5 separate regions of the Homo sapiens genome follow, and regions 2, 3, 4 and 5 are each linked to region 1. A link is a loop called in an ENCODE intact Hi-C map of the cell type or tissue named here. Cell type or tissue: endothelial cell of umbilical vein. All regions are shown on one strand. Region 1 overlaps MSRB3 (methionine sulfoxide reductase B3). Region 2 holds the start of HMGA2-AS1 (HMGA2 antisense RNA 1). Region 3 overlaps LINC02389 (long intergenic non-protein coding RNA 2389). Region 4 overlaps MSRB3 (methionine sulfoxide reductase B3). Region 5 has its middle 23 kb from the start of LLPH.

Evidence for each region. Hi-C counts contacts between places; a loop is a spot of excess contacts. Peaks named below come from ENCODE experiments on the same cell type or tissue, not always from the same donor. Only the 100,000 strongest peaks of a DNase experiment are listed, where the experiment ranks them.
Region 2: it touches region 1 in a loop (4-fold over the local background); 9 of 110 quality-filtered maps call a loop at or near these places.
Region 3: it touches region 1 in a loop (9-fold over the local background); 5 of 110 quality-filtered maps call a loop at or near these places.
Region 4: a loop joins it to region 1, with 4 times the contacts of the local background. A loop is called at or near these places in 3 of 110 quality-filtered maps.
Region 5: it touches region 1 in a loop (7-fold over the local background); 21 of 110 quality-filtered maps call a loop at or near these places.

Annotation. Positions count from the first base shown.
Region 1 is chr12:65,303,847-65,308,846 of GRCh38, forward strand. It overlaps MSRB3 (methionine sulfoxide reductase B3), which reads left to right. Exons shown (of 7, transcript NM_001031679.3): 2 at 4,683-4,809. The coding sequence starts at 4,734. Among named protein-coding and RNA genes, the nearest start is that of MSRB3, 28 kb to the left of the region's middle. In endothelial cell of umbilical vein, a CTCF peak has its summit at 2,872 (motif pointing right); DNase peaks (open chromatin) are centred at 2,975, 4,335 and 4,885; H3K27ac peaks cover 3,435 bases.
Region 2 is chr12:65,879,538-65,884,537 of GRCh38, forward strand. The region is part of intron 3 of HMGA2 (high mobility group AT-hook 2); the gene reads left to right. HMGA2-AS1 (HMGA2 antisense RNA 1) reads right to left here and starts at 2,788. Exons shown (of 3, transcript NR_158985.1): 1 at 2,181-2,788. In endothelial cell of umbilical vein, a CTCF peak has its summit at 2,558; DNase peaks (open chromatin) are centred at 544, 2,684, 3,514 and 3,644; H3K4me3 peaks cover 395 bases; H3K27ac peaks cover 3,671 bases.
Region 3 is chr12:64,888,528-64,893,527 of GRCh38, forward strand. All of the region lies in intron 1 of LINC02389 (long intergenic non-protein coding RNA 2389), which reads left to right. Among named protein-coding and RNA genes, the nearest start is that of LINC02389, 7.3 kb to the left of the region's middle. RefSeq lists enhancers at 326-968, 969-1,610. In endothelial cell of umbilical vein, a CTCF peak has its summit at 2,531 (motif pointing right); a DNase peak (open chromatin) is centred at 2,554.
Region 4 is chr12:65,428,162-65,433,161 of GRCh38, forward strand. All of the region lies in intron 5 of MSRB3 (methionine sulfoxide reductase B3), which reads left to right. Among named protein-coding and RNA genes, the nearest start is that of MSRB3, 150 kb to the left of the region's middle. RefSeq lists an enhancer at 2,372-3,571. In endothelial cell of umbilical vein, no CTCF peak of the experiment used is centred here; a DNase peak (open chromatin) is centred at 2,950; H3K27ac peaks cover 3,769 bases.
Region 5 is chr12:66,105,207-66,110,206 of GRCh38, forward strand. No RefSeq gene overlaps it. Among named protein-coding and RNA genes, the nearest start is that of LLPH, 23 kb to the right of the region's middle. RefSeq lists an enhancer at 2,084-2,585. In endothelial cell of umbilical vein, a CTCF peak has its summit at 2,379 (motif pointing left); a DNase peak (open chromatin) is centred at 2,355.

The DNA.
Region 1 (5,000 bases):
AAAGATAGTAAGGATCTGGAACGAAGACATGGAGGTGAAAATAGGAAACAGCTGACCTATTACAAAAATTACCACCATGTTAGTATGGCAGGAGTGTGGGGTGCGGTGGGTTGTAGAGGTATGGCAAGGGAAAAGGCTGAAGAGTTCAGCAGCAGCTGAGTGTAGAACTTTAGATACTTTAGATGCTTTGTTTAGGAATTTGGGCTTTATCAGAAGGATTTATCAGAATGTGTTCTGGGGGCTGGGTGATAGGACAGAAAGGGGTTTTGTATGATGAGAAACATTTCAGAGGCACCAATTGAGACGAAGTTAAGCAGCCATATCTATTGAAGACTTCTCAGACCCTTTATATTGGTTAGCATTTCCATGACTATTTGACTGCTAAACTTGTGGAAGGAGCGGCTATATTATGTTTCTCAGAACATGGTTTGGAGAACCCTGTGATATACAAGGGGGAATCATCAAAATGTTTTAAGCAGGAAATTATAGACAATTATGGAATCTAATTCTGTTCTTAACACATAATGTGATACTGCTCATTAGGTATTGTGCAGTCAGTATTTTTAAATGCCCACTATTTTCAAAATTATCTACCAGATATTTTGGGAGATTAGGAAGATTCATGAGACATCTTGTCTGGCTTTTAAAAAAATAACATGTTGATTAGGTTGGGTATGGTGGCTCACGCCTGTAATCCCAGCACTTTGGGAGGCCGAGGTGGATGGATTATCTGTAAATGTCATTCATCCATGTAGTTAATTGAATAAAAGGCAATGCGAAAGTGAGGAAGTTGAGAATAAACTTGGAGAATTATGGATTTTCTGGTGATCCTTGCTCAATGCTGATTTCTACAGGGTGTTTAATGCTAAGCTTTTGCTTTCAGGACTAGGATTGTTTCTGGCAATGGCCTTCACTCAGACAGTTCAGGGAATACAAACGGGTGAAAGCTGCCGAATTGAAACTTCAATTTAGGTGATCTGAGAGTGGAAGTAGCTGTTAGTTTGTTTGGTCCTCAAAAGTACATTGTCAACATTTTGAAGTTTTGGTAGATTAACATAGAGTTAGCTTTACAGATTGTGAAGGTATTTCCAAAGAATTTAAAGAAAAAGTTGAAGTTGAAAGCAGTTGAAGTTGCATGTGGTGGAACTAGAAATATCAAGTCTAGAAATCTGAGAATGTCAAGGGAGAGAATCTTCAAGTAATCTTCTTCTTTTTTGTTATTTTTCTTTTTTTTTTTTTTGAGACAGGGTCTTTCTCTGTTGCCCAGGCTGGAGTGCAGTACGCAATCTCAGGTCACTGTAATCTCTGCCTCCCAGGTTCAAGCGATTCTCCTGCCTCAGCCTCCTGAGTAGCTGGGATTGCAGGCGCCCACCACCATGCCTGGTTAGTTTTTGTACTTTTAGTTTCGCCGTGTTGGTCAGGTTGGTCTGGAACTCCTGACCTCAAGTAATCTGCCCACCTCAGCCTCCCAGAATGCTGGGATTACAGTGTGAGCCACCTCGTCTGGCCATCAAGTAATCTTCTTGAATTAAGTTTCCTTATTACATGTTCGTCATACTACCTAGTGGGGAAACATGGAATCAGAGTATTTAGAGTTGGTTGGTGCATCATAAGGCTTTTCATTGCCAGTTGTGTAGTGGTCAAGAGCACTGGCTTTGGAGGTGAATGTCCTGAGTTCACATGTATCAATCAGATTACCCAATTACTTAAGGTCCCTGCCCCTTACTAAGTGTAAGACCTTAGGCCATTTACTTAACCTCCCTATGCCTCAGTCTCTGTGTCTAAAAAGGGGAAAATGATAGTATATACCTCATGAGGTTGTGGGGATTAAAAGGGCTAATAAATGTGAAATGCTTAGAGCAGTGCATGGCACATGCTGTGTGCACAGTCAACTGTTATCTTTAGGATTTCTCTGTTGTTTGTTTTCATTAGAATAATTTACTGTGGAAACCTATCAAGTAGTGGTTTTCTGGCCTAAATAGGATTCTTTGGAGAATAGCTTGTTAACTCTAAGAAGGAGTGGATATAAATGTACTGTTACAATTTTCTAATTCATGCATTTAAAACTAGCAAATATTTGGCATATTTAAATAATAATAGCTAACATTTCCTGAGCATATACTATGTCCCAGGAGTTGTACCAAGCACTTTTAACCAATTAACTTATTTAATCATTATCTTATAAGTGAGGAAACTGAGGCCCCGAGAGGGTAAGCAAGTTGTCCAAGGTCACAGAATTGGCTATGGGCATGACCAGCATTCAAACCCAGATGGTCTGTGTTCACGGATCACACACATCCATTGTGATATCCCATCTTTCATGCAAATATATGTATTTTAGATCTGTTTGTTAAAGTGTTTTATTTTATTTACCGCAAACATTAATTAGGTGGAAAACATGAGCTAAAATAATTTTGTTAAATCATTTCAGTATAAAAATACATGTTAGAGCCATATTAACTATGATTCTTTTGTTCTGTGGAAGTATGAGTATTAGTTTGATGTAACCAAGGCATCCAGATGCATACATCCATTCTTTAGAACTGGTTTTCACTTTATGTCTCAGCTACATATTTTCAGAGTGGTTTATGAGTAATGCTACTTTGCATGCATTTTGCAAACTTCAATCCTTTTCTACTATCCATGCAGGCATTAAAATAATTCGGATAATATCAAATCCTAACCTATGAAACACATTCTTTTAGGATTAGAAAATGGAGAACAGTGTGACAAATTGTGCTTTTTGCATTCTTCAGTATAGAAAGACTAGACTGCTCTAAAAGTAGTCATTTTAGTTGCCCCACTTTGTTGGTGCTAATGTATGTACTTTCTGGGTCTATTTTCAAAAAGCTGGGCAAAACTAATTTGCCACTAGATGGAGCCCTGGCTATTTGGGTAGAAATACAGGCAACAGAATATTAAATCACACAGTCATATCATGCTGGAGGGCTCCCGGTATTTGTGGCCCTCAGGTTTTAATTGTAGAATGCATCTTTGTTCTTTCCCTGACCTGCAGAGTGACATCACTGCCTCTCTTCCTGTGCGCTGGCTTTGACATAAGCCAGATGGCCACCGTGGTTGGTAGGCGCCCAGGCTGCCTGGTACAGGAGTTGATGAAACAGAATAGGAAGACGTTTTATGGTCAGCTGTGGAAGCACAGTGAGACTGCAGCTTTGCTAAGTAATTACATTTACTGTGTGTGCTTTATTCCTCACAGAGAAGGGTCACAGGGAAAAAATACATTTTTATTTATAGTGTTGTGAGGTATAGACCTTTGATCTTTTATTAGTCAGTAGTCTGCTCCAAAGGAATGCTCTCTTTTCCCTGCTCTGCAGTCACTCGTGAAAATGACATGTTTATTTATGTTTAATGGTTCTTTCAGGCTGTGCATTGTGATACTTACCTTCCTTTTCCCTCCTCTTTGTCTGCAGTTAGTAACACAAAAATGTTTTAGTCTTGTAGTGAGTTTAGTTTGGGGAAGTCAGAGTTCAGGCATGTTAATACAAGCAGATTTCTGTCAGATATACTCCAGAGTGATTTAGTAAAATATATTACTGTTTATTATATGTTTGTTCTTCAAGGAGGTCAGAAGAGTCCGGAACAGACTTTTTTTGGGGCGGGAAGCAGGGGAAGTGGTCAGGAAATGAACAAGACATTAATTTTATATTAATTTTTGGACATTTAATGGTTAAAGTCACTTAAAATGCTAATTTGAAACAACATATATGAAGTTTATTAATCTAGTATTTTCCATTTGCATTTAAAGTTAATCTTTACCAATTGAAATATTGTAAAAAACTTTTAAGAAAATCCTAAGAATTGAACTTTTCTCTAAAGTTTAATATCTACACAATTTTTAGATTCTTCCACATAATTCATTTCCAAAGACATTAAAAAACATTTTTACACTTTTTGAATTACTAAATCATGAATATTATTCACAGGATTGACCTAGAAATTATAAATCATATAATTAAATGAAAATTCATATTTGCCATGCTTTATTCGAACTTAACGCTGTTTTGAAAGTGAAGTCCCTTAATTGTCCTTAGGTTTTCTGGGTCTCTATTTTATAAAATGAAATTCTAACAAAATGTGTCTCTTAATCTTATTATTTTATAGTCTTCTCCAGGGAGGGAGATTTGCCAATAATTGCTGGAAGAAGGCAGCATGGTGTAAGGAAAGAACATGGCTTTGCAGTCAGTATAGCAGGGTTTTTTAGTCCTTTTTCCACTGGTTATTTGCTTTGTGCCCTTGGACTTTTGAGTCACAGTTTCTTCACATACGTATTGGGGCATAAAACCTACCTCCTTGGTTTATTGTAAGAATTAAATGATACAACGTGTATATTAGGCTCCAGACAGTTCCTGTCACATGGTATGAACTCAGTAAATGTGAATTCCTTTCAACTGTTTTTAAACTTCCTCTCTTTTCTCAACCTCTTGTAAACTGTGTTCACAGATTGCACTGCTATCATGTAGTGTGTATTTTACCTCTAAGGTACAAATAAAGCTAGATTGAAAGTAAGCTCACGGGCTGAAAAATAGGCGTTTGAAATTTATTAGCAGTATGTGCATGTGTTCAGTTCCAGATAAAACTGTAACCATCAGTTGTGCAATGAATGTGTTTAATATTTGTGATGTTTTAATTTGATTTTTGTTTTTGTTTTTTCTCCTACTCAGCTCTTGCCCCTGTTCTTTGCTTCTCGTTTTGTTGGTGAAGATATCACAGTGATGTCTGCATTCAACCTGCTGCATTTGGTGACAAAGAGCCAGCCAGTAGCCCTTCGAGCCTGTGGGCTTCCCTCAGGTTGCTGCTTGTTGTACTGTACATAGTGAAGGCACAGGGCCAACTGGGTGTTTCTGCTGCAGGAAATGATACACCATCATGCTTTGCTAAATTTCATTTTCTTTTACTTGGGCCCTAATTTGAAGACGGAAATTGGTTATAAATCACCACTCTACTTTGAGTAACATTCATTTCCACAATCCTTACAACCC
Region 2 (5,000 bases), 580 kb after region 1:
AGAGTATGTACCAAGTAAGCAAAAGTGTGTTATGACATTTTTTTCCTGAAACTTTTCTAGGTAGGAATAAACATTAATTTACATCTTCATTTGCATGAACACAAAACTCTACTATAATCTAGATGCTATACTTCTCAAATTTAAAACAAAAGTACAAAAACAAAAACAGTAAACACTTTAGGTGAATGTTGTGTTAAATGTCTATATTGAGCGTATATGTACACATATATTTATGCATATGTGGATGTGTGTTTATACATATATTCTATGTATATATCCTTGGGTGGGAACAGGGTGCAAAGATCTAAGCATAACATATCTCCACAGGGATTTATGTTCTTTTCAGTCTGGTATCTTTTAACTTAAAAACAACTCGATGAATAGAAATCATAAAAGCCATCCTTACAACAGCATTAAAGTGCTATTCTATTCTGCAGCATTCCAAGTGAATTATTGCTGTGCTGTCAAAGAAAACAAAAACATTTGAGAAGGACTGTTTATTTTACAGTGGTTGACCAAAAGTATGCAAGTGGTTATAAAAAAATGTAGACAGCTAACGATGGGAGGTGCCACTTGCACATTCTGAAATCCATTCACAAACCTTTGACACTAACTCTTGATCACTGGAGATAATATTAGAAGCAAAGCATTTTTCACGGGGAAAATCCTAGCACTTTGAAAGCATTTCAGGTCAAAGCAAATAAATAAAACCTCTATCCCTCATCCTGTATCACTGGCATCTCCTCACTCACAGAACCTAATGGCATGATTGTTTTTTCCCAAGAAGAGCAAGAAAACTTTGCAAAAATATTTCTCTCAGAGGTTATGGCAATGAAGGATTTTTGTGCCATGAAACACGTGTTGCCCTTTGTATTTAAAGATTAAAATAAAAACTGCTGTTGACAATGTTAATAGATTCTTTCATTAAACAAATATTTCATTTTAGAGCTATATGGGAAATTAGAGACCTCAAACACAGTCCCTGTATATTAAAGATAACAAAATGTATACTTAGGGAAGATAAATGACTTGCTTAAGGTCACACAGCAGGTAGCATGGAAGGATGAGTTAGAAGTACTAGTTCAGTGTTTGTATTTGTATGTTTTGCCTCAGAATCAGACAATGTACAGTTAAGACCTCATCGATATCTCCCGGTAAATGCTTATTTAATGTTTAAGAATTTTCACTGGTAAAGAGATTCTTATTCCAGGAGTCTAGGTCTTGGGGTTTAGGTTTCTTTTACTTAAAAAAAAAATTCCTCTGATAAGTGAGGATTCATTTAACTTTCTGGTGGATCATTAGGTACCTTTCAAGAAATGAGAATAATCATAACTGGCTCTATTTATCTTAGCATGGGTTGAAAGATATGAAAAGTTCCTTGATATGACTGGCACGATTCTATCCCATAAAACCACTCGTAAATATCAGTTGAAATAATGCCTGTAGGGAAAATTTTCAAATGTCCTTTCTGTCAATGCAGAAATGCCAGTGCAGCTTGTTTTCTGGGTGGCATGTAAGTTGTAGACAGGCACCACATTTTAGACATATTATGGTGGTGCGGTGAATTGACAGGCAGTTTACCACCATTTCCATGTATTAGATTATGTGTACCTCTGGCTATCCTGACACTTTGCCCCCAAAGTGGAGATAGTGAAAGAGAAGGAGAGAGGGAGAAGAACTCCTCGCATCTGTGCCCCTACCTCAGCAGCTCCTCCTCCTTGTCTCTGAGGGTCTCCAGAGTTTGAGAGTTTGGTGTCATGTTGGCCCAAGAGACTGTTGTCCTTTTGACAGCTCGGCTGTTTGTATCTCCAGAATGAAACATAATCAGATTTTTTTCAGATGTAGCATCTGCCTTCCCTCCAACATCCTTGGGTTAATCACGTGCTTGCTGGCCAGGATATGTAAATAAGACTTGGCTAAAAAAAACCCTTAAAGGATTATGAAGCAATCTTGCTTAATAGTAGCAGAACAAAACAAAACAAAAAACCACTCCAACAAATCCTCCTGTGTGCTACCAAGTAATGGAAAGATCCAGTTATGACTGGAACTGTCCTGGCCTGAGTATTGTCCTGGACCCAGAGGGAGCGAAGGAGGGAGGGAGGGAGGGAGGGAGAAAGAGAGAGAGAGAGGGGAGAAATATGAGAGGAGGAGAGAAATTGCTGAAGGAGAGCTTCACTCACTGACTCCGCACACATTCCCTCCCAGTGGTTGCTAATGAAGAGCCCGTGCTGGTGAAGGAAGCCTGCTGATCCCGGAACTGGCCTTGCGCGCAAGTGGTGGGATGACAGACACATTCCCTTCCTTGAACTGCACTCTTTTCCCTTGCACTCAGAGGTGGCCCGAGAGAGCCCCGGTAGGTCCCGGAGTATGTTTCCATGCTGCAGAAGGCATGGAGAGATTCCAATTGCGGGGGTTCCTCCGTAGCCTTTGCAGCTGAACGTCTCCATCTCCTGTCCCTGGGCGGTCAGTCGCTGGCATGGCTCTGTGGAGTTTTACCTCCCAGTTGTCTATCACCAAAGCTGTCCACCTTGTCCGGAGGGGAATGAGCGTGGAAACCCCTGGCGGCTGTACTGACAAAAGCAACCTTAGTCAATGACAGAGCTGGGCAGGCGGCGAGGTCTTGCGGGCTGGCCTTTCTGCTGCTGGTAGGAGGATCATGTGCTGCTATTTCGGAGGCTCCTGCCAGTTGGCCCCTGCCCACCTTTTCTGTTCATACTGAAGCAGCCAGGAACTGAGAGAAAGAGGAAGCCTCGGCTGTGCTCCGGGCTGCGCTGCCAGGGTTGCGTCTGTAGCAGGTCCAGCAGCAAAAACAAAACAGGGCAGAGCCCAGGGAGGCCCCAGCCACAGCAGCTGAGTGTGGAAACAAAGCAGCCCGCCCGCCCTGGGAAGCTGCCGCAGGCTGTGGAAGGGAACTTCTAGAGAGGCTGCATCCTCTCCAAGCCGGGAAACTGAGGCCTAGAAGACATGTGACGTATCTGAGCAGTGACCAAGCCAGGAGTAGAAATGTCTCCTGAGGGCCTGTCCCCACTGCTGTTTGGTTTTAATCGCTCAGCTCTTAATAGTGTAACCCTGGACAAGTGACTTACTCTCCCCAGCCTCCATCTCATCTGTAAAATGGGGATGAGAAAATACCTCTAAGGGTTGTTGTGACAATTAAATGAGAAAGCATAAACAAAGCACTTGGCACAATGCCTGGCCACTTAATGGGCCCTCAGTAAATGTTGGCTAGTTATGTGAACCAGAACTTGAGATGGAAGTGAAGCAGAAACGATAGGGAGTTGTTCAAAAATACCTGATCTGCTAGGGAAATATTTTTTAAAACAAGGCTGCTTTTCACAAGGAGGGGTAGGCACACTTGAATTAAGATCAGATTGATTATATGTTTTTGTTCAGCTTTGATGTTGAATTGTTTAATCAAATGGCAGACTCTGCCCCGCTTCCAGGAAGAGCTCAACTCCAACTAGGAGGAAGCAGGTAATGTGAGCCATGGCATCTTCCCCGTTTAGATTTCCTGACTCTTTGTTTATCTTCTTTGTCAATGTGCGTCTGAACCTTCCCAACAGAGTTTAAAATGTTCAACTTCAAAGCTAAATTCTGATGGAAAACACTTCCTAAGAGGCTGAAGGCTTACTCTAGGGGTGAAAGAAGAGGAAAGGCGATGGATCACACCACATTTGTGGAAAATGTTAATGCTATGTGATCTTGCCTCCTTAGACCCAGATAGATGCAAAGGATAAGGAACTCGGTTTATAGCAACAGATACTCCAAAAGTGCTTTGCATCCTGTTCTGACACTAACTGGTTGTGAATCACTTGTTAAAGATAAGGATAACAACAATACCATTTCTTGAGCCCTTACTGGGTGTCTGGTATTGTGCAAAGTACTGTCTATATATTACCTCAGTTTCCACAACAACCTTATGAAATATTTCTTCCTTTTGTGATGAGGAAAGTGAGACTTAGAGAGAAGTTAAATAACTTGTTCAAGATCACTCAGCTAATAAATGCTCCTATGCACTTAGTCACTGTGCTATGTCCTGCTTACCCCTTAATGTTGACCTTAATCCTAACTTGAATTTAGGTTAATGTCTATGCACTGCTTTTTTTTCACCTGCAAATCAAGGGCTGTACTAACAGTTTTGCTAAGGCCACTTCTTTGAAAATTGTAAATATTTCCAGAAAGAGGCACAGTTTACAATAAACATTCTTGCTTTCCAAATAAATTCTCCCCTATTAAAATCAATGTACCAGTTGTTATTTTCATACCTATGCATTGTTTAAGATAGAGAGTTCAGGACACAATTGAAAACTGGGAAAAATAATCTCGTGGTTCGGTTTGTTAGTTTGAGACGCAGTCTCACTCTGTCGCCCAGGCTAGAGTACGGTGGCCCAATCTCAGCTCACTGCAACCTCCAACCTCCCAGGTTCAAGCAATTCTCTTGCCTCAGCCTCCCGGGTAACTGGGATTACAGGCGCGCACCACCACGCCCAGCTAATTTTTGTGTTTTTAGTAGAGATGAGATTTTGCCATGTTGGCCAGGTTGGTCTTGAACTCCTGACCTCAAGTGATCCACCCACCTCGGCCTCCCAAAGTGCTGGGATTACAGGTGTGAGCCACCGTATCTGGCTCTCATATTTTTTATATACAGATTGAATATCCCTAATTTGAAAACCTGAAATCTGAAATCTTCCAAAATCCAAAACTTTTTGAGCAGTTACATGATATTTGAATGAACTGCTCATAAGAACATTTTGGATTTCAGATTTCCAGATTAGAGATGCTGAAGAGGTAAGTATAAGACAAATATTCCAAAATCTGAAGAAAATCAGAAATGCAAAACAGTTCTGGTCTCAAGCATTTCAGACACTCAGCCTGTATTTGCATGCTCATGGCTGTTGGGAAAAATTAACATATTCACCAAATTGTGCCTGGTCAATTGATAATGACTGATCAATATTAATGCACAAGTATATCTACTTTTGCTGTCAAGGGCAAAATTT
Region 3 (5,000 bases), 420 kb before region 1:
TCTTCTTTTATTTTTAAGAGACAGGGTCTCACTTTTCCACGCAGGCTGAAGTGCAGTGGCACAATCATAGCTCGGTGTAATCTTGAACTCCTGGGCTCAAGTGATCCTCCTGCCTTGGCCTCCCAAAATGCTGGGACTACAGGCGCGTGCCACCACGCCTGGCTTTAGTGTTCCTTCTTCTGCAATAGATGAGGAAACTGGAGCTTGGAGAGGATGTTACTTTCTCAAGGTCATAGAGCCAGAGAGTGGCAGAGGATGAAATTGAACCTGGGTGTGTGGCTGTAGCTCCCTTATTCTTAACCACTTGGTGACGGTCCTTCTAAAAGCCTGTCCCCCCAACCCCCAAACCACTGCACTAATGTGATGTAATGGAAGATTGTGATCTGGGAGGCAACGGGAGAGGATATTGTACTACAGACACTCAGAAAATCTTTCTCTCTCAGAGTCAGGGTTGGACTGGAACAACTGCTGGCCTCTCATGGTGTGTGCACACCACATGGGCAACTAGATCCTAAAATACAGTGACCCACACTGGTGTCCCTCCTCTTTTAAGTTGCTTTGGGAACAAAAGGGCCATGATTATTAAAAAGTCATAGTTTTGCAGGAAATGGAAGCCAAGACCCATTAACAGGGGTACAGCTAATGGGCATGGTGTATGAAAGAGGCAAGGGCCGCTTGGCATTGTTTTTCACTCTTAGATAAAGCCGGAAAGGACGTCAGAACAATGGCATGTTTTAGCCTAAAGAGAAAAAAAAGTATGTTTCTAATCTGAGGGAAAAATGATGGTGTGTTAAAGAATATGAATTAGTGGATGCTAAAGAGGTCTGTTATTACTCACAAGGGCTAATATTCACACAGAATTGAATTTGACTAGGCTGGCAGAAAAACTTCCAAATATTCCTTTCTGTCCAATGCAGGGATCAGGCATTATCGCCCCAAGGCAGATTTGCCTTAATTGGGCATACATTTGCGAACATTAGCATAATGCCTTTCCATTTCTTCTATTATCTTAACAAATTGCTTTACATTGGCTCTCCTATTGCCTTATCTTTCTTGCCAATAGCACTTGATGGCCCAGTGAAAGGCACTTGGACTTCCCTAAAGATATGCAAACTTCATTAGCCTTGGTTCTTTAAAGGTGTTAGGCTACGCTTTCAAGTCAAAAGTCTGGGATAGTGTCAAGGGATAGGGTGGACTGTCAGAGTAAGAGACACCATGGGTTTGCTGCTTGGCTTCCTTAGTTAACACACTGTGTTTTGCCATGTGAAGGGAGAACTGACAAGGTATTTGGGAACTGAAAAATCGTAGTTACAACTGAGTTCACAAAACTCTGAGCTGGAGTTGGACATGACATTACGGCTTCTCCTGGTAGACGACCTGTGTTCCTCAAGGTCTCCCAAAGGCATGACTAACCACTCTCCTCGGTGTTATCCCGATTCTCCAGTGAGCCATGACCTCATATTATTGACACTAAGAGCAATGTTCTCAGGCCAGGATGGGATTCTGGAGCTTCACAGACCAGTAAAGTCACATTCCTTCCCTCACGGAGTTTAAAGTCCCGCAGGGAAGGACAGTTGGGTGAACGAAAGGCAAACACCAAATGGTAAATGCACACTTGGGAGCTTCCTCTTCTTTGAGATAAGAAGGAAGGCTGAAGAAACAGGAATGTTGAGAAGCTGGTGTGGGGAAGTACAGCAGGTAGAGGTGGGAGAGAGTGACGGAATCTCTACTCCATTTGAACAGGAGATGGGAGTTTGGGCTGTAAGTGAAGGAGGTGGGGGAAATTGCGCTGCAGGAAAGAGAGAGAGAGGTGAAATGAAATAATTGCAGTGGACGTTGGAAATTTAAATCAGATTTAAAAATACTCCTGCCCCCTGGCTTAGGAAAAAAATGAACATAGGTAAGCCTTATCGAAATAAACATCTTCCTTCCATTTCATTTGTTCCTGTTTATGTTTGGAGGATTTGTATTTGATCAGATAGTTAATAAACAGATGAAATATGAGTACAAAGAGAAAGAGTTGCCGTTCCTATAAAATCTAAGATGAAAGCTTTGGAAAGGCTCGATAAAACTGAGTTACCAAAAAAGCATCATTGAATAAAAGGTGAGAGAGACAACTATAAGAGAAAAAAAATCATAAAAATCAGCGGAGGGAATTTTGTTTCACAAGTGTCTTAAGGTTCTCACCATATAATAAGCAAACGCTGGGCACTGTATATGATGTACAATGGTTTGGTTTGTGCAACAGAGACTAGCAGCAACTTGGTGGATCTGCATTCAGGAAAGAGACCCTGGCCATGCATCACATGATTGGTGAATACATGCGTAGTTAGGTGTATGTTCCAGGTTAAAGTGTTTAGTGAGCTCTGCATGTATAATTTTAATGATTCTCTGTTTTACTGACTTTTTTGATTTTTCAACCAATTCCCTGTCAGGTATGGTTGGATAAGAGGTATAAAAGGAGAGTAAAAAGGCTTGGGGTTTTGTTTTTCCCTCCTTCACTTGAAGTGAGCAGGAGTGTGATTATTTCATCTGACCACTAGATGTCACTATTGCTTCATGGAAATATTTTCCAGCTGCTTTGGCTCTAGCAATTTACGCTGGACATTTTACTCTTAACTGAGTGCTTGTGTGAGGAAAGGCAGAATGGGTCCCATTGTTACCTCCTTCACCTGTGCTCTAATCTAGTAAAGTTTAAAAAGTATATAGACGTGGCATTTGAATAAGGGGCACCCAGGTACAAAGTTCCCAGCTAAGGATCATTATTTCTTGAAGAATGACTTCGAAAACGGCTTCCTTTTATTTTATTTTTATTTTTATTTTTTGAGACGGAGTCTTGCTCTGTCACCCAGGCTGGGGTGCAGTGGCATGATCTTGGCTCACTGCAACCTCCACCTCCCGGGTTCAAGCAATACTCCTGCCTCAGCCTCCCAAGTAGCTGGGATTACAGGCGAGCGCCACCACGCCCGGCTAATTTTTGGATTTTTAGTAGAGACAGGGTTTCACTATGTTGGCCAGGCTGGTCTCGAACTCCTGACCTCAAGTGATCTGCCCGCCTCGGCCTCCCAAAGTGCTGGGATCACAGGCGTGAGCCACCTCACCTGGCCCAGCTTCCTTTTAAAACAAGTAGAGTGATTTATTGTAAGTAAGGGAAAATAAATGTTCTGTCTGATTTAGGGCATACACACTACCTTGTGTCCAGTGCAGGTCACTCTGTCATAACAAGCCCCACCAGGTGGCTATCCCTGGCTGCACAAAGGGTAAAGCTGCCGCTGAAGCCCAGCACCCCTCCCCAATGTGAGCCCCTACTCTATATGCTGAGGAATTCCTCAGGTCAGTAAAGTCACCTTCTGAGGAATTCCTCAGCATATAGAGTAGGGGCTCACATTGAGGAGGGAGGAGGGCCAGCCCTACAGTGTCCTGAGCTGGCCATGGAGATCCCCTCTACAGACCCTGACATCTGTTTCAGGGACCTCAGAGTTGAAAGAGCTCTTGGAGGTCACCTGCTTCAGTCTCCCACTTACTGCAAGCAATCCTTTGGTAACATCCTTGGTACATGAGTGCTCACCTGCTGGAACACTCTCTGTACTAAGATCCCTACTTGGTTGGGCGTTTCATTTCCTTGTGCGGCAGCACTGTTAGAAATCATATTCTATATTAAGCCAGAAGTTGCCTCCCTTCAACTTCCTTTAATCATTTTTCATGATTTCCAGACTCCTCATCAATTCAGGAGATAGGAAGGAAGGATGATGAAGGATTGATTCGGGATAATTCAGTCCTTATTTATTGAGCAGCTTTAGGGCCAAGGCCCTGTGCTAAGCAATCCAGAGCATCTCCTGGAGACAGTTGGGATTGTCAGTGTTCTTACTGTGTCTTTCCTGGAATGAGACATAACATTCCAGGTGAGGTCCAATTCATGCAAGGTATAGGGACAATTACTGCACTCGATCTGGAAGCTTCCATTGAATAAGATTATATCAACTTTTTATACACTATAACAATATTGGTTCATTTGTGGTTGAGGTAGATTTAAATTCCCAAGTCTTTTTTTTTCTCAGAATCAGTGTCAAGCAAATTTTTTTTTTCCATTGTGTACTGCTTATTTTTATTTATTTTTTGGAGACAGGGTCTCACTTTGTCATCCAGGCTGGAGTGCAGTGGTGCCATCCTGGCTCACTGCAATCTCAGCCTCCCAGGGTCAAGCGAACCTCCAGCCTCAGCCCACCAAGTATCTGGGACCACAGGCATGTGCCACCACACCCAGCTCATTTAAAAACATTTTTATAGAGCCGCGGTTTCTCCATGTTGCCCAGGCTGGCCTGGAACTCCTGAGCTCAAGCAATCTGCCTGCCTCAGCCTCCCAAAGTGCTAAGATTACAGGTGTGAGCCACTATGCCTGGCCGTGTACTGCTTATTTTTAAATTTAAATTTAATTTTAATTAAATTAATTTTTTTTTTTCTGAGATGGAGTCTCACTCTTGTCGCCCAGGTTGGAGTGCAATGGTGCGATCTCGGCCCACTGCAAACTCCACCTCCCGGGTTCAAGTGATTCTCCTGCCTCAGCCTCCTGAGTAGCTGGGATTACAGGTGCCCTCCACCATGCCTGGCTATTTTTTGGTATTTTTAGTAGAGACGGGGCTTCACCATGTTGGCCAGGCTGGTCTTGAACTCCTGACCTCAGGTGATCCACCTGCCTCGGCCTCCCAAAGTGCTGGGATTACAATCAGTTGTGAGCCACCATGCCTGCCTAATTTAATTTTTTGAGATGGGATCTTATTATGTTGTCCAAACTGCTGTCAAACTCCTGAGCTCAAGTAATCCTCCTGTCTCAGCCTTCTGAGTAGCCGAGATCCATCCTGTACTTTATTTATTATTTAATTTAACTGTTATTTTAAGTTCAGGGGTACGTGCGCAGGTTTGTTATATAGGTACACCTGTGTCATGGGGTTTGTTGTACAGATTATTTTCTCAAATGGTATTTCTATTTTTACGTCTTTGAG
Region 4 (5,000 bases), 120 kb after region 1:
TTGTCATCTGCAGAGCAGGCTGCTGAGGACCATGGTGGTTTTCACCACATGGCTGATTCAGACAACCTCTGCTATTCTTCTTTGTTCTGGGCAATATCCTGGCATCTCAGGTATACTGATCTTACCAGTTATTTATTTTCTGTGTGTATATTTTTTTTTTGCTCCACTGTATTGTTGCAAAATCTTAAATAGGATCTTGGGGACTCTCTGGGGTTATTTTGTTTGGAGATAGCTGTCTATGTTTATTTTGGGGGTGCTAAAGGGAGAAAGCTGATATCTCCTACTCTGCCATTGTGGTTACATCCCTATTATTCATTTATTCTTTTAAACACCAATTCAACACTTGCTCTAATGGACTGGGCATTGAGTATATATGGTACAGCATAGACTCAGGCCCTTCCTTAATTAAGTGAGTTTTTAAAATAAGTTTACAAACAGGAGTACGACATTATTGGCACTAGCAAATCTAATCATGTAACCCCTCTGCCCAGAGTTTTTCCAAGGGCTTCTAATTGACTATGGGATGAAATATCCCTCCCTTTGCATGCAATCAAAGGCTTTCATGACCTAGACCTTTCTCTGTCTATGTTCAATTTCTCTACTTCCCACCCCCATCTTTAGCAATTGGTATTTTAGAAAACGCTAAACTAATTCCCCAGAATGCATTGTGCTGTTATTGTTGTTTCGTGCCCCTACATATGGGGTGTCCTCCCTTGGAATATCCTTTTTTTCCCCATAAGATAGACATGGGGTTTCTTTCTACTAGAATTATATGCCCCTTGTAAAACAGCTCTCTTATGATTACTTACCAGTCTCTATTGTCTTTATAATTTTTTTGAGGGTGGGACTGTATGGTTGCCTCTTGTTTTACCCTTGGCCTCTAGTATAGTTTTAAACACATCCATTAAGTCAATATCTACTGCCTTAGGGACAGGAGATACAGTGGCAAACAGACAGGGCTCCTGCTATTAAGGAGTTACTAAACAAGGAAACAAATAAATGGGATGATATTTGATAGGAGCTATGCAGGAAATAGAAAGGATCTATTTAACCCTTTGATATTGTTGATCCCATGATAGGGAATGATGGTGGTAGGTGGAGGGAGACGCTCATTTAAATAGGCATTTCAGGGAAAGCCTACTGAGGAGGTGATATCTGAGCCAAGGTCGAAAGTATGAGAATACAACCACACAAAGAGCTTGGGGGAGTGTTCAAAGCAGAAGAGAAAGCAAGTATTTGATATGTTACGGCAACCAAGAGAAGACCAGTGTGGTTGAAGCACAAGGGGAAGAGTGGTTTGAGATGTGTTTGGAGAGGTAGGCAGGAGTTGGATCATGCAGGTTTTTGTCCACCTTCAAATATTTCTTGAACTGAATGTGTCAAGCCTGAAATCAAATTCTGCATATTTTGTCCTTATCCTCCAGCATATCCTTAGGCTTCATTTCTCTCCAGCCATGTTCCCACTGGGCCCACTGCAATAAGAGTAAGAGTGTCATACATTTCTCTCCAGTTTTATTAGTGGGATTTTACCAGATCTGGAAATATTAAAGGAAGGAAATTGTTTTCAGTGTTTGGTCTTATGAGTAGGCCTTTAACAACAGCTATATCATAATGAATTCAGGATGATGTGAATGATGATTGCAGAGGAACTGGATATGCACAGTTCATACAGACCTCTAAGTAAAGCTTAGAGCTTGTTTCATTTGCTTCTGGTTTTTATCTCAGTATGATCCAGCAACCTAAAATAATGAAAGAAGAGCTCCATTTCCAGTGACCAGTTCAGTCCCTGCACTAGCAGAAAGTTAGTGTAGAATCCAATGCAAAGATCACATGTAAATTCTAGAAATTTTACTACATTTTTTTTTCAGAGATGACAATTGAATTGCCTGCTTTCCTTCCTTCCTTCTTTCTTTGTTCCTTCCTTCCTTCTTTCCTGAGCACTGAAGGATGTAAGTGCTGGTTTGAAGAATCTAAAAGGCTTCAGGGTAACAGTGAAGTGGACGACACATTCTTCTTCCAGCTGCTGCTGTTCACAACACTTCTGACAGTTAAAATACATCACACATTCTCTTGTCCTTTTAATGTAAACATTTACTGTTTTAAGTGGACTATAGAATCAAACCAAAATAGAAGGATGCAGACTGATATTTCAGAGGTGAAGCTAAGCACTAGACTAAATTAAATAAGAGTAATTTGCAATCTAACACATAGTTATAATACATATTGTACATTATACTCTGTTTGTCCCTGGGAAAGATTAAACAGAGGGCTTTCATTGCTTGCTGTATTTTTACAGCCTGTTACTAGAAAAGAATTTCATATAGAACAGGCAAAATTTTGAATTGGAATTAAGTTAAAAATAAATGGAAAAAGTAGTAAGGTCAGGGTAGCCTCCTTGGTGTTGATTTTCTCCTATGCTTAAGCATCATCTGAAAGTCAAGAAAATGATCGCATCTCTAGTTTTTGTTGTTTGTTAATTTCCTCAGGAAAAACTTGACCTCCTTCTTTCTTATTACGTTGGCATCTGTCTTAAGCCTTTGCCTTCAATTCTTATAGCTTCTTTCAAATTGTATTAAATTTGAAGACTAAGAACCTTCAAAATGACTCACATTTGAATCCTGGACCTACTCCTAAGCTGACCTGTTCTAGTTTTTAAAAATGGATGTGAAATTTTGCTTAGAATCCTAGAAGTTAAAAATGTGACATCCTACAGAATGCCACTTCATACAGGCAAGTCTGGTGCCCTTAAAGTTAGTTTTACCCTGAGAGGAAAACTTAGAAATGAATACAAGTTCAAGTTTGCTCAATTTCTTGTTTTGCTTAAAATTTGCCTACATAACACATAAATTCATCAAACTCCTTTCCTAGTGACAATACTTCATTAGATTACTTTAGTGAGTATTCAGGAGATTTTCATCTTATGAGTCATAAAATTCTTTTATTCCCCAAAGAATTTCTGGTGTCTGATTGGAATTTCACGTCTTTGTAGTTTTAGCTGGACTCTTTGAAGCAGTTACTTCCTAAATGACTGTATTCCTGAGGCCTGCATGTAATACCTGGGGAGCTGGGTCACAGGTTGACTCCTGTTTTTCAAGAAAATTGAAAAATCAATCTCTTTCATTGCTTTAGTCTTAGTAATTTTATTCAGAAATTTTCTTAAACTTTTTAACCTCCTCCTGTCATGACAGAGAGGTTTTCACTTGCTGCCTATACAGTTTCCAGCATTAATTTTTTTGTGCCTACTTAGGCCCGTTTCTGTCTATTTCTGTGAATACATCCCAGCGATTTAATGTTAGTATGTTTCTTGCCTTTCCTGTCAGGTTTTCATCACTCGTTTGGTATAAAGGAAAAGGGGATAGAATTACAAATATACTGGACCATGTAGCTATCGATGAGAAATGTCTTCAGATATCCTTTTACTTTTTTCTTCTTCTTCTTTTTTTAAAGTTCTTTTTGAAGGAGGTGAAAGTCAGGTTATAGTGGAAAGCCAGAACCATTGTGTGTTCCTATTTGAAAAATCCTGGGAAGTGAACATGATACTTTTTGACATGCGAGTTTCAGAAATTCTTAGTGATTATTATAATACACACTCCGCTTATGTGCAGAGCTTCATCTGCATGCACAAGTCTTTGTGTGTTTTAAAAGATAATGCCTAACTCTTCTGTTTATAAATGGCAGTAGCTGAGTATGCACAGAAGAGACTGAAGTCTAAGTCTGGATGTGCTATTTGGCTACATTCAAACAGCATGGGACAAACACAAAATGTAAGGCTAGTAGAATATTGACACTAACAAATTATTCGGAAGTTGGTTATTAGGAAATCTTTCACTGGACTTCAGTATCTTTGGTTTCTTTAAGAACAAATCTAAAATTTTACCCCAAAAGCTAGGTAGTTATATATTATTTGTATTATGGCTCCTTCAACACATAACTTTTTTAAACTTTTAAATCAATAAAAGAAGGGATTCTGTCTATAAAACACAAAGGAATACACCAAGTTAATGTTTTAGTTGATTAGTATATTATTTTGAGAGTAGAAAAAAATCAATGCAAAATTACTTGCTATTCACATATATGCAGAAAATGTAAGTCCTTGGAATGTAGCACACATTATCATTACATAATCTATATCCATATGCTGTTTATAACAAGCTGAAATGTTATACCCTTGAGAAAAGAACCAGATTCTGGCACAGGACTGTTTTGTGGCAAGGAAAGATGAATGGATTCCAAAATTTTAAAAGGGGGGAAAAGCTTGATGGTTCCACAAAAAATAAGAGTTGAAATGGGGATTTAGAGATATATATGTTAACACAAGCTGACAATTAAAGCAATTAATTTCCTTCTTTATCTATATCCCCTCCTAGCTCTTCTAATCCTGACTAAGGTAAATGGATTGACTCACCTTTTTAGCAGATGAAGATAGGAACAAAGATATCTGGCATTACAGCCTGTCTCCCCATCCCCCGCCATCCCCATTTGTAGCTTTTTTTTTTACAGATGTTTTTTTCCATTAGTTAGAATAGTTAGTTCTTAAAGCAGTTAGAGACAGATCTGTACCAGTCAGAGAAGCAGTGGTTCAAGCCTGTTGGCTTAATTGCTTTGAGTATGTTGCTAATGATGCTGGGGCCACATGTTAGATAGCCAATGTGAGCGTTTTTATGCAGTGGAAAAGGTCTTTCTCCAGACAAATATTGTACCTCTAATCCTTTTATGAGTAAATCTGAGATAAAGGGATTTGTGAATTTGTCAGTGACTCATTAAAAATATATTCTGAGTCCCTTAGGATAGCTATTATTAAAAAACAACAAAATAATAAGTGTTGGAGAGGATGTAGAAAAATTGGAATCTTATACTAGTGGGAATGTAAAATGGTACACTTAATGTGAAAACAATATGTCAGTTCCTCAAAAAATTAAACATAGAATTACCATATAATCCAGCAATTCCACTTGTAGTTATATATCCAAAAGAATTGAAAGCAGAGACTCAAACAAGTA
Region 5 (5,000 bases), 800 kb after region 1:
TAGCTGGTAGTAAAGGTGTGCACAACCACACCTGGCTAATTTTTTTTTAAATTTTGTAGAGAACCTCGTCCATGATGAGCACTTTTAGAGTTACAATTCATAAGGTGTCAACATAGAAAGCAGACTGGCATTCACATTAGCCATGAAAAGACTCTTTCTATCTAAATAGCTTAAAGTTTACTGGATTAAAAAGGAATTTCCTTCTTTATCTATAGAGATTATAGAATTGCTTCTTTTGTGATTTCCTTCTCTGTCTCTCCCGGAAGGCTGATCTACTCCTACTTGATTCTTACTGATCCAAATCATCCTACTCCAAAGAAGCTGAGTTGAGGTTTAGACAGACCACAGACTCTGTTTTATTGTCTCACTACTATAAAAGAGGGATAAAGATCCAATAAGCACTGCTCACTTTTCTTGAACATCTTGAGACCCTGGTCTCTTTCATTGGTAACCTTTAATTCTGGTTCAAGTGGTGAGAATGTATGTGTGTGCACATGCAAATGCATATGTTAGAAATGAGAATACTTTTTAAAGCACAAAATAAACTTTTCAGAAGCTTACCCGATATTAAGTCACTCTGGGAAGCCATATGCTTATTGCAATTTTGAGGCATTCATTCATCAGCAAGGTTTTGAAGGCTGGCTACACTGAGTGGAATATGGTCATTTAACAATGTAATCTTTGTAAGGGTCATCAATCTCATTTGAATAAATATATCAGTTAAATAGATCAATTTCAGTTAAATAAAATTATGGTACATACATAAGATGGAAAGTATTTCCAACTCTGAAGCTCTTAAAGAGAATTATTTAGCCCACCTCCAAGATATGCTGTTAAGTGAAAAAAGACAGACGCAACAGTGTGTTTCGTGAGCTACCATTTATGTAAGGAAAAAAAGGATATATATGTATATGCTTATATTATAAAAGCCCAAAACGTTTCTGAAAGACTACATAGGAAACTATAACTGTGGTTGCCTGTGGGAGGGTGGCCCCAGACAAGGCATGAAACCAGAGAAATGTATTTGCGACTGTGTATTTGAATTTGTCGTACATGTATATATTTTGCCTATTCAACAACAACAAAAAACTCAAAATAATAAAAAAGAAGTCATCTTTAGTCCTATCTTTAGTAGTTATGTGGTAGAGCACTCTACTGACATGAGGCTGGGCTTTGGGATCAGACAGGTGAAAATTTGGATCCAGGAAGGGCTCCGTGGCTCACGCCTGTAATCCCAGCACCTTGGGAGGTAAGAGGGGAAGATCGCTTGAGCTCAGGAGTTTGAGACCAGCCTGGGCAACATAGTGAGACATCCATCTTTATTTCTATTAAAAAATAATAATAATAAAATAAAATAAAAATAAATAAATAAAAGATTTGAATCCACATGTTAACTGGGAGACTTCCTGGAGGTGCCTTACCTTCTCTGACTACCCATTTACTTCTATGTAAAATGAGGAAAATGATAACCACCTAAAAGGATGGCATCCAGGATTAAGAAAAATAATGAAAGGAAAGACCCAATAGGCACTCAGAAAACTTTATTCCTCTTTCCTCCCTGCATGTAGGAAGGATCCTGGATTGGTTATATGATGTCGTTAGTAATTTTTTTTTTTTTTTTTTTTTGAGACGGAGTTTCACTCTTGTTGCCCAGACTTGAGTGCAATGGCGCCATCTCGGCTCACTGCAACCTCTGCCTCCCAGATTCAAGTGATTCTCCTGTCTCAGCCTCTGAGACAGTAGCTGGGATTACAGGCACATGCTACCATGTCTGGCTAATTTTTTTGTATTTTTAGTAAAGACGGGTTTCATCATATTGGTCAGGCTGGCCTCGAACTCCTGACCTCACGTGATTCGCCCACCCTAGCCTCCCAAATTGCTGGGCGCCCGGCCTGCCCTTAGTAATTTTTAAAGAGTTAATTGATTGCAGCCTGTTTACATTCAAAAATCTTTGATAAGAAGTGCCTCCATGTGCTACAGGAACAGATCCTGGGAGCCGACCTCGGTGCCTCAAAACCAAGATCCCAGCTGAAGCATTGTCTTGGAAGGAAGGTGGGTGTGAAGAAAAAAAGGAAAGAAAGGAAAAAGCAATTTTTTCTCTTTGTCTCAGTGCATGAAATTTCACCATTAAAGTTCTCTCTTTTATATCTTGGTGGCTAGTAAATCCCTAACAGCCCTAATATAGATGATATTTAAACCTCATCTGCTAACACTTTGCAGGGAATTCGTTTAAGCAATTAAAATCTTCCCTTTCCTCAAACACCGCCATCCGTAAAACAGAGAACCGTGAAAGGGAAGGCCGATGGCCCTCTAGTCTAGTCCAAACTGCAACCTGATAAGATTTTAGAAGTCACTCCTTCCTCAAGACCCTTTACTGCCATCTGCTGGAAAAATTTGGTATTAACACACAGATTGCCCTATGACTACAAGACAATGGACCCTCTGGGATTGTGCAACAAACACACCGCTTGCAGAACTGTGAGCAATGCCCCAAAACAAGCTTCACAGTTTTGCCAAGGGCTGGCACTACTGCAGCACAGCCGCCCTTGATCGGTTGCTGTCCCTTCAGGCGTGCGTCCCATGTGAATTCTTTCCTGCCAGGACTTTCCTTGATAACTCTTGTCCATCCATGGTACTAGATGATTATAGCTCCCTTTCTCCAGAACCTCTAGAATGGAATATCTGCAGGGCCCCTTCAGACCATTTCAAAGACCCCTTTAGGTGTCCACGACCTCCCCAGGTGAAAAATTTTTTAAGGAATGTGAATTCATTTTTCCATCATTACTTGAGGCAGCACCATAAATTGTGACAGTGGAGGCCTAATGGAATGCAGCATCGCACGCGAGCCCCATGGATGGGAAACAGACCTGATTAGGTGCCATCAAAACAACACAACTGACCATTGGAAACTCTGCTGAGGTCTCAGGTGCTGAGGAGCAGGAGAGAAGAAGAGAAAGAAGTCCTGTGGGGCTCACACAGCCGGCCAGCCTCTCATCTCAAAGACAGAAACGAGGTTTGGCTTCATTCTTTTCTGCCCACTGATTGCTTTATTTCAAATTACCCTAACTACTTAGCATGGCAAATTAAGTTAAAACCCCCAAAAGTTTGCGGAGAATGTCATCTAATCTGATTAAAAGGAATAGTCCCGTCACAAGCTAGGGAGGAAATGGAAATTACTCTGAGTGCAGTGCTATTAAATAATTTGCATAGACTTGCATATGGTATACATCAGAAAAGCATATGCTCTTTAGATTTAATGAAATAATTTTCCCTTTCTAAAGACTCTTACAGTCTCTGTCCTTCCCTATCTGTCTTTTCCTCTTCCCAGCTGTCTCTTTTTGAATGCTAAAATTATTTCATGAGGAGGGTACATAGCAATGCACAAATTACATGAAATATGTTAATAATCTTCCTGCTGGCAGGGCTGGGAGGCCCTGAAACTGCATTGCCAAACTTCCCAAATGTCCCCCTTGTCAATCTCACATAATTAAAGGCTCCCTTTACAACCTTAAAAGGTTCCGTTTGATTCATTTGGGGCTTCCATTGATGGGGGAAGGGTGGTTAAAACCAATCCTTTGGCTCTACTTTCCCAAATAATGTCTTCCTAACTCTATGCAATAGCATCTAAATCAAAATGAAAATGAAAGGAAAAATTGCCATCATGCCCATGTCATCTACATCAGTTGAGTCTGTGACACTGCCATTGAGGTTGCACACATACAATAATCATCCTTGAAAGATTTTTGTGCCTGCTCTGCTTTTCAGGATTCAAAACCCTTGACAAATGTTAGCTGCTATTAAAGCATCACCCCCATTCTATCAATGGAAACAAGGAAGCCCAGATAGGGGAGTATGATGGGCTAGTGGCTATTGGCCGGGGAAGGGAAGGGGAGGGGAGATGAAATCTAACTATTTTTGTATTCTCTATGGATATTCACTAGTTTTTTAGTAATATTTTAGCAGATCTCATGTTCAGTTGTAATGTAGCCAACAGAGGAATTCTAGTGAATTCCCCAACAAAATTACATTAGGATCAAATGTGATCGTTATAAACACTATCCAGATGTTGGGGATGGACTGGATATAACTCTTTAAGCCCCAAATTACAGTATAATAAATGCAAGCATGGGGATCTGCCAATACATCTGAACTTCGTGTCGGAAACCAGGTCTGACCTTAATTTAACTCTGTAAGGACCTAAGAATTTCCCCACTTGTATAGTTAGGATGCATTCAAACATCTCCAAGTGCCATATTGTCATGAGTTTTATCACTTACTTGAAGCATGACCATATCAGATTCTGGAGTCAAGCCAATCTTAATGCAAGCATTTTATTAACACATTTAGAAAGGAAACAGAATCACAACTAGAAATAACTATTGAGGTTATGAAACAAACCTGTGAAATGAAATACAATATAATATTAAAATCACATTTGTCCTTGGTAAATCTCAGGGAGTTAAGATAGTATAATAAGCACACACTAAAATATTGTACTACGTAAACCAGCAATGCAAATTACTACAGGCCCACAGAGAAAGATATAATTTGGCAAGAAAAAATTTCATCTTCTGCTCCTGAAATCTTTTCATTATGCAGGGTTGTTAGAAATTGATAACTTTGTGTGATAGCTCAAGATCAGGACCGAATATATCATAATTAGAATATCAGTGGTTATAGGGAAGATAAATAGTTCAAATATTCTAGTGTCAAATATTTTAAAATAATAGGCCCTTTGGAAAGCTGGAATCAATAGACTAACCAATTTATTAAGTAGTAAACTATGGGATGACTGCTATCTGTGTGATATCATGTTGGGTAATGCTGGAAGAAACAGAAAGTAAAAAGAAAGATTTTAAGGAGTTCCAAATATGTATCAGGTCCTTTAAGAAATGCATGTTCTTTATCTGATTTTAATGTAGGATGTATCAAACCACAGAATGGTCTCCTCCCTGGAGAAACTTAAAATATAGTGCCAAAGTTATGAAATATACAACCCC